Linked DNA regions of Homo sapiens: region 1 is linked to region 2. A link is a contact called in ENCODE Hi-C or POLR2A ChIA-PET data. All regions are on one chromosome and are shown on one strand. Each heading gives the region's core, a stretch centred on a gene start or an enhancer-like site at or near the end of the contact. The rest is flanking DNA. Distances are from core to core; before and after follow the strand shown.

Region 1 (4,288 bases), core at 875-3,374, 89 kb after region 2:
GGAGGCAAAGAAAGGGAAATAAGGAAAGAAAGAAAGAATATATGAGCTTTCCTATAGAAACTCTGCCTTGACTGCACATTAAAGAACTAAATAATTTTGTTAAGTATCTTGCCTCTCCAATGAGACTGCAAGTCCCCATAAGCAAAGTACATGTCTTACACTTCCTCTGGCTCGAAGAGAAATGAAAAATACTTGGTGGCATTTTAAAAATTATTTAAGTCGATGTGAAGTGTGTGGATTAACAAAAAACATAAAGAACAAGTAAAAGGAGTGTACAGTCAAGAAGGAGAAATCAAATAGGTGGTATCAGAGTTAAAAGTTTAAAAGATCCATAATAATAGTGGTATCATGTAATCGGCTCTCTGATTAAATACTGACTCATTCATTCCATAGTATTTACTGAGCCTAACTGTGGGTCAGGCCCTTTGCTAGGTCCTGGGGACACGGCAGTAACTTTAGCTGGCTGAAGTGGTGGAAAGACAGCTGGAGTGGCCACAGGTAACTGCATTTACTCTTTTGCACAAGAAAATTAAATACATGTGTCCTAGGTGCCAAAGGTGTTTATGGAGTCAAGTATACGAGCTGCCTTTAGGGAATTAAGCCTAATTCTGGGTTGGGCTTAATCCAGCCCCATAAACTTAAAAATTGAGTTATTTGGGGCAGGTATTTTAAACATTTTTCATCTGTAGAATTAGAACACTACTACTTACCTCACATTTTGGAGCATATTAAATGAAAAAGGCCCAGAAGTGGTTGGCTAAAGTTATTTCTCTCCCTTTTTCTTCTGTCCCTTTGCCTCTTTCGTTATTCGACTATCTGCCTCCTTCCTTACCTTACAAACACCCTGCAGTCAAGGGAAAAAAGTTAAGACTCCTTTATCTCAGCAGTGACAGAAATCCATGAACCCCTTCAGAAGGGCCCCCACTTTCATTGACATTCTGATGCCTTAAATCCTACCAGAGGCCAGCCACTGCTCCCAAGAAACCACTGTTGCACCGGATCATGGAACCCAAGTCTCATTCTTGGATCATAGCCTCTTGTATGTCTTTAAACAATAAGCAATTTCTTCTCAAATACTGTGCACTTTCCCCAAACAGATATACATTTCTCCTGACCTAGCACTTTCTGGGAAGAATTCAACAACCATTTAGTAGACACTGACTATGTTGATGTTATTGTCCCAAAAGTTTTGCATCTATATATTGTCATTAATGCTCACACTAACCATACAAAGTGAATACTATTATCTCCTCACATTTCCGACAAGGCATAGCATGGAGAGTTTAAATAATTTGCTGAATGTCTCATGGCCAAAATCCTATTGAAGTATTTTCTGGGATCTTCTCTCCAAAAGGTAGCCTACTGGTGATTTCATATTGCCTCTGGTGGCAGAGAGTCAGTTACTTCCAAGAGGCCTTTACTTTGGGCTGCTTCAGCATCAGCTTGTGAGGAAAGCAGAATCTCAGGCCCACCCTGGATCTACTGAAATACAAATATGCATTTTAATGAGAGCCTCACATGATTTGTATACATATTCAAGTTCGAGAAGCAATACTCTAGAACACAAAATCAATGTTCTCAACCTCACATTCAGTTAGGAAGACCCAAAGCTGTCATCACTGGAATATGTGGCACTTCTGTGCATATGAGAATAATGTACCCACCTCTCCACTTTCTGTTTATAGAGTCTGGCAAAAAGAGAGTGCTGTAGAGAGAAAAAGGCACCCCTTCCTCTGGGCCACCATTCTCCTCCATGGCTGGCAAAAACTGCACAACACTGATACACGCCACCCACAAAGCATATGGTATTGATTATTTTATGCCAAGGATCAAGGTCAACTGAAAGGTGAATCTAAAAGTATTTTAATCCCCAACTTTAGTGAGGTACTTTGACTGCAGTGTTCCATTAATACAATCAAACAGCTACATGATCTCATCCTGTTGCCATCCACCAGCTGCCCAGTAGATAGTAAAATGGCTAGAAGACGGTCAAGAGAAGAAAGACTAGGCTAGTGCCTTAGAGAATGCACACACAATCACCTAATTAACTGAACTCTTACCACAGAAGCACTGTTTTTAAGGACGTTTCACCACCTCACAGGGAGGCCAATATCGACAACACTCAGTACAGTCTTCTTTTTAGTTCAAAACCGTTATACTTTTTACCACAAAGGAAGTGTGCACATTGACAGAAGCAGATAACCTACCAGCCAATCCAATACTACTGCTCATCTCAGCGGGGATATCACATTTCTTGATATATGCCAGTCCTTTCAGTTACATTTCAGTTTTAACAAATAACACAAGATAGTAAAAAAAAAAAAAACAACAACTGCATATGCATCTTACAAAGTGGTAGCAACAACTTAAAGGTATCTTCTTAACAAATTCACTTTAAGAAACATAAAATCAGGAAAATAAAGGTGGTAAAAGTATACATTTATACGGGAAAAGCCAAAATGAGTAACTGCAGCTATTAATGAAGAGCTTATTTTTTTCTCTCCTGAAAGGAAAAGTATCATAATATAACATGAAATGACACAAAAAGTCATTTTTTAAAGTGCATTTCTTGCTGATATTCATGTTTGGATATACATGCTTGTACTAATGAAAATCATGAGTAGGTTAACAACATACTATTTAAAAACATAATTGCATAGCAGGTGTAAGTAATTTAGGGCAAAACAATATAATAAAGAATAAGACTACAATTCCTGAGAAGCAACAAGTTTTTAGGTTTTGATACATGCTATTAAAATGAAGGAAACTATTGCTTTGCTAAATATTAAGTAAGCACTACCCTGATTTTCTACAATAGCAAAAACTAAGTGCATCACTGAGATGACTTCTCCAGTGGCGTAAAAATGAGAAGGAAATGCCCCAGCATTTCTCATATCCTCCCTCGACCTCCATTCAGGCATTCACTTTCCTTGGCTCCAACAAATATATTCTGCCTAACTGAAAATAGATGCATTGTTTTAAAATTAACAAGGGAAAACAATACATTACTTGGTTTAAAAGAACAAGGAAAGTATTCATCTGATGCTTTGCCAGGAGTTAACCAAGAACAGCCAAATGACCAGCTTCACAACTTCCTACTAAAATGCGTTAAACTATGCCACATGTGTTTTATATGGTGGCTGTCAATTCCTGGTCATTCTGCGCAGGTTTGTCTAAGCAGCTGAGAGCAGTTTAGAGACAGGCTGCTAAAGCAGAGTTCGCTCATGTGTTTGGACCAATCAGTAATGTTCCTTAGAGTGCTATTTTTTTTTTTTAATCAGCCATATCAGTTTCTGTTGACTACAACATAGGAGATACTTAGCAAACATTTGTTGAATGACTAAAGAACATCATCTCCATTTAACAATGGACAACACTTTCAACTTTTCCAGACTATGTAATTCTCAAAACACATTGTGAACTAGGCATTAGAATCACCACTATTTTAGAAATAAGAAAACTGGAATTCAGAGACATTAATTTGCTTAACACCACACAACAGTTTTGTCGTAGAGTATGTTTCAAACCAAGTTGTGTATGACTCCAGTAGTTGTGTTCTTGTGTGTATACCACACAGTACACAAAACCCATCACGGTCAACAAGTGTTCACTCGTTAATTCATTCAACAGAGTAGAACCATATGTCAAATACTGAACTAGGTTTAAGTAATTAAGGCCCAATCTCTGCCCTCAAGTGTTAATTTTCTTCCTTTCATCCAATTTTAAACGATTTGGATTAGCTAAAGATGAACTGAGCTGTGGCTGTGGAAGCTGTGCATGAGCTGAAGACAAGCTGAGCTAGGTTACTTTGAGATGAGATGAAAAACAATGCAGATAGGCCACCAAGCATAAGCTGGGGGAACATTATGCAAAGACAGTCACTGCATGTGTACAATTTAGAGATAATGCTGGACGTCCATCAGTTTTATTCCCACATACATATACAATGTAGTGTCCAAAGGTCATTGCTGGCATACATGAGTGTGTGTATACGTGTGTATGTGGATACATGTTTACAGTTGCACCTGTGCTTAATGCCCCTACTTTACCACAGTGAGCTGCTTCCCATTATCTGCATTAGGCACAAATGAGTAATAATTTTACATACCAGGATTAAAATACTATAGTTAATAAAAGGGCAAAATCAGCTTTCATTACCTTCTGACGTAACTTTAACTCTCATATTGAGCCACACGAATTGGTCTACTCCCAATAGCTTGAGATCATAAAACACAAAAAAAGAAAACCCAGGTAAGCCTTTTCAATCTAAATGCTACAGATGGTGAAG
Region 2 (4,844 bases), core at 383-2,882:
AGAAAAATTAGCTGAGCGTGGTGGTATGTGCCTGTAGTCCCAGCTACTTGGGAAGCTAAGGCAGCAGGATCACTTGAGCCCAGGAGTTCAAGGTTACAGTGAGCTATGATAGCACCACGGCATTCCAGCCTAGGTAACAGAGAGAAATACCATCTCTCCAAAAAAAAAAAAAAAAAAAAAAAAAAACACCCAAAAATACCTAGTATGATTTAATGAATCACATAAACAAAATGTAAAATATAATTCTATTTCATTTTAAGTTACAGTTAAAATATACTGGGTGGAAATAATGATGAATGCTAGCTTTCAGAATTCTTAGCAAGCTGGTGGCAAGGCTTAGAGGGAACATTGTGAGAACTAAGTAGCTACTCTCAGGAACTCTGGCAGAATTCTAGGGAAAGACCACATGGAAACCGCAAGATGTGCCAATGTGGTAATGTCTTGTTTTCAGATTCAGTCGTCATAAAATTCAGGTAAATCTTCGATGTGTTGATGTTTCCATGTTTGCTTCTGCAAAGGGAAGGAGGAACTGAGGTCCTACCAAAGTGGGTCTTACCCAGCCCACAGCAGGCCAAGCCTTTAGGTGAAATGAAAAAGACCTCATAGTCACTTTGGAAGGATTTTCAAAATCTCATTAACAGCTGAAGGCGGCTTTAGACTGGAATGTCACACCTACCCAGAAGTAGAAAGCCAAATGGTAACTTCCACATTTGTGGAAGCTCTTAGACACAAATATCCAGCTTATTAGGCCTGCTCTGTCTGAAGGGATGCCCAACACACACAGAAGACCTCAAAATCAGAAAAAGTGCAAGCCAGCATCAGACTTCATCTCAATTCTGAACTGCAGCACACATCTTCCTACTTTTTTTCTAAGTGCTTATTTCCTTTTGGCACTTGACTCTAAAGAAAAAAATCACCAACTCCTAAATGGACTGTGGAAAAAAAAAAAAAACCCTCAGCCTTTTTGGTTTTGTTTTCTTCTGCTCAAAGGAAGTACAGAGTGAAATGATGGATGCTGAGACAAGACTGCTGGTGTTGTAATTCCACTTCCACCCAGTACTAGCTGACTGTCATCTTGTACAAGCTATTTAACATCCTCAACCTCTGCTTCCTAATTACCTCCCTCTCATAATCCATTAAATGGAGGTAATCATAGCACTTATTTTAGAGGGATAAATTACAGAATGCATATAAAATACTCGAAGAAGAGCCAGACACTTAAGGCTACTAGTTATTTAAAATGCAAAAAAAAAAAAAAAAAAAGGAAAAATAGTACAAAAAATATAAACCATGGTACAAATACCTACTAGATTCTTGTGACATTGGGAAAGTCACTGAAGCCTAAATTTGCTCAAATGTGAAATTACAGTCTGGAGGCCCTGACTGGATAATAGATCTCTGAGTTCTCAAATTTGCAAATACTGCTTAGCATAAAATCTCCTGCAGAAAACTTGGACGTGAACTGTATTTATCAGACTGTTTCACGTTTTCTGACTTCATTAGAACCTGAACCCTGACCTTTCAGGTGCATTATATGCAGAGTGACAGTTGTTGTTTTATCTTTTTCTGAGCATTACTGCATAAATGACAAAGAACAGCAAAGTCATACTGAACTGCTGCTGGCTGGGTTCTCATTGTGAGTGATTCACTCCCATAAAACAGCCTCTCCACACTTATGATTCAACATGTGGCTCAGCAAAATTAGAAATTACTACATGACACAGCCTTTTGAAGCCCCTCATGAAAACGAAAGATCTTCTGTGTGGAGTCTTTAAGTGGTAAGGATCTACTGATTCTCCTTTACTAAGCTTCCATGTCCTTCTTAAACTTGGCATTAGATGGAGACTACTGAATCTCAAATTAGTAATTCTGGGAACCACAGTAGCAAAGAGGAAGAACTTGAACAGCCTGAGACCAAATCAGGTATCAATAATAACTCTGTCATGTACCAGCCCTGTGTCTTTAGACAAGTCACTCAACCTTCCTGAACCTCAGTTTCTTCATCTATAAGATGGAACAATTTGTTGTAGGGCTGTTAGGAAAAGTAAAAGAGATGTTTCTAAAATGCCTAGTACAAAATATTATAATTACTATGAAATCTTGTGGTATCTCAAAAGTACCATTAATAATTATTTCAACAAATATTTATCGCTCATGTGTTAGACAATACACAAGACAATGATGAAAAGGAAAAATAGAGAATGTATGTTAAATACAATGTTCTAGATTACAATGTTAGAGAAGAAAGTTTATTAAACTGCCACATATCCTTTCATTAAGACTTCACAAACTGATTTATTAACTCATTATTAAGTTTGTTCTTCTATCATTAGATTTTTATTTTTAATCTCCATTATGGTCACCAAGATAATCAATGACTATAGTTATACTGTCTTTCCCAAAAAACATTTGCTGGAACTACAATTCTCCTCTTGGTTTTGCTGGCCTATAGGCTTTATTTGCTCATTCTAACATAGAATGGGGATTCCTTCTTGGGTAAAGGAAATACCCCTCCTTTATTGTTTAAAATATATTTTTTTTTCTTTTCAGAGAACTCAATCTCTTTCTTGGCCCTACCACTACCATTTTCCATGTAAATATTCTTCTATTTGGTTCTTTGCTTAACATTTTCCTTTTTCATGTTTGTCTGTAATGTCATAATTATCAGTATCAATGACATTGTAGGTCAGATGCTTGATGCAGCATGGCAAAACCTACATCAAACACTTCCAGAGTATGTTGATTGATATAATTACATAATTCCATTACAAAGAACACTGCCTTCAGGTCTATAAAATCTTGGGGTACAATTTAAAATTTTGCACTCTCTGAAGTTCTACTATTATCTTCATAATTATGATGTTGTACTATCCTAGTATGGGTGTGTGTGTGTGTGTGTGTGTGTGTGTGTGTGTATGTATGTATGCATTATTAATACCACCAAAAAAACTAGTTTATCTTCAGAGAGTTTATACAAAGTCACAGTTGATTTAAAAAAATTGAAAAGAGAGATTAAAGATATGCATATTCATTAAAATTCAAAACAATTAGGGTATGGTCTGTATGACTACTTTCAAAGAATATCTGAGGAACATTAATTAATGGAAAATTAAGTTAATGGAAAACTAAGTTAATTGGAATGTTAATAGGTATTTGACAAATGGATTCTGAAGTCCAAGTAAGAGAATGGGGAGAATAATGGTTATAAATAGTCAAACAGAGGTCTGTGCTGCAGAACACAGAAGTTATAAAAAGGCAATGGCCCTTACCTAGAAAGGTGCTATAAATCCATGAGCCTAGCATTGGGGATATTATTGAATTTTCCAAACTTGTTTGACCATGGAAGCTTTTTTTGCCTCCAGATCTGTTGACGAGACTGTTGGTGAATTAAATCATGTTTTGAAAACACTGACTAGAGACTGAGACCCCTAACAACCAACTGTAGGTTGATTTTATACCAACAAAACAACTCATTGACTGATTTCTCCCCACCCTGGCATAATAGGTAAATGCCTGCTTTATAGATTCATATCATCTTCATTTCTGAGATCACATAATGTTATGTGGTTCATTTCCTGATATTATACCTCAGAAAAAGCCTAATCATTTTAGTCCTTTGTAATGTCTGTGCTCCTACAATCTCATTAACCAGAGGAGTATGTTGCTGCTGGTTTGGAATTTTATTTTATTTGACAACAGGAAAAACAGATAAAGAAGATTTCCCTGTTCAGTTGGTAGAATTCAGACAGGCGAAAAAATAAAAAGAACAAGCTTTTTGATTAAAAAAAAAAAAAAAAGGCCCAAATGCTCCCAAGAATTTCAGAGTCTTACATAGGGAATATCATCTTTCTGGAACATCCCATGTGAAATCTGACCACTGAAGCTTCAGACATTCAAGAAATTGTGTTAGGAAAAACTGAAAGTAAAAGGCTCACTTTCCTAGAATCTTGGGGAAGGAATAGAGCTTTTAGAATACCTTGCTTAAATGCCCCTTTAACAGAGCCAGAAACTGTTCCATTAATAAAAATAAAGAAACAAAAACAATACCTCTTTATCCTATGAAAAACGGTAATGAAGCATTTAGAAGTTGTTTTTTTTTTTTTCTTTGAGAAGGAGTCTTGGTCTGTCACCCAGGCTGGCAGGCTGGAGTGCAGTGGCAAATCTCGGCTCACTGCAAGCTCCGCCTCCCGGGTTCATGCCATTCTCCTGCCTCAGCCTCCTGAGTAGCTGGGACTACAGGCGTCTGCCACAACGCCCGGCTAATTTTTTGTATTTTTAGTAGAGATGGGGTTTCACCGTGTTAGCCAGGATGGTCTCAATCTCCTGACCTCATGATCTGCCCATCTCAGCCTCCCAAAGTGCTGGGATTACAGGCGTGAGCCACCACGCCTGGCCTAGAATTTAAGTAGGAAGAAGGGAAGGAAAATAACTCACATCCTACAAGGCCTGGTTTTTTTGTAGTAAGTTATATAATTTGTCACTTTAAATAAAGACCCAAATTTTGAAAATATTATAGATAAGAAGTGTAAAAAGTTACCTGGACCACTGCTGAGAAACTGTTAACTTTCCACTGAGAGTATAATAATATAGTTATAGTCTACTAACACTTTTGAGTATTAAAAAGGCTACCAAAACAGTTAATGTTTGTATTAACCTGTTCTCACACTGCTATAAAGAACTACCTGAGACTGGATAATTTATGAAGAAAAGAGGTTAACTGACTCACGGTTCTGCAGGCTGTATAGGAAGCATGAATGGGAGGCCTCAGGAAACTTACAATCATGGTGGAAGGTGAAGGGGAAGCAAGCACGTCTTACCGTGGTAGAGCAGGAGAGACAGAGAAG

What was found. A loop is a pair of places that touch in the nucleus more often than their neighbours do. ChIA-PET counts read pairs that join two places held with the same protein, here RNA polymerase II (POLR2A). Pooled maps may share reads with other maps.
Region 1: a loop to region 2 is called in a map of naive thymus-derived CD4-positive, alpha-beta T cell, with 2.5 times the contacts of the local background. The contact joins two enhancer-like sites. A Hi-C loop is called at or near these places in 1 of 168 maps with a recorded cell type or tissue (naive thymus-derived CD4-positive, alpha-beta T cell) and 4 of 50 pooled maps. POLR2A ChIA-PET finds 5 or more read pairs at or near these places in 4 of 52 experiments (AG04450, activated CD4-positive, alpha-beta T cell, activated CD8-positive, alpha-beta memory T cell and 1 more).

Annotation. Positions count from the first base shown.
Region 1 is chr9:77,907,372-77,911,659 of GRCh38, forward strand. All of the region lies in intron 2 of GNAQ (G protein subunit alpha q), which reads right to left. LOC107987081 (a long non-coding RNA gene) reads right to left here. Exons shown (of 2, transcript XR_001746758.3): 2 at 1-4,288. Among named protein-coding and RNA genes, the nearest start is that of GNAQ, 120 kb to the right of the region's middle. Within about 2 kb of position 2,125, at least 3 of the 41 ENCODE cell types and tissues checked have a DNase peak (open chromatin) inside an H3K27ac peak, as active enhancers do.
Region 2 is chr9:77,818,844-77,823,687 of GRCh38, forward strand. All of the region lies in intron 2 of GNAQ (G protein subunit alpha q), which reads right to left. Among named protein-coding and RNA genes, the nearest start is that of GNA14, 170 kb to the left of the region's middle. Within about 2 kb of position 1,633, at least 4 of the 41 ENCODE cell types and tissues checked have a DNase peak (open chromatin) inside an H3K27ac peak, as active enhancers do.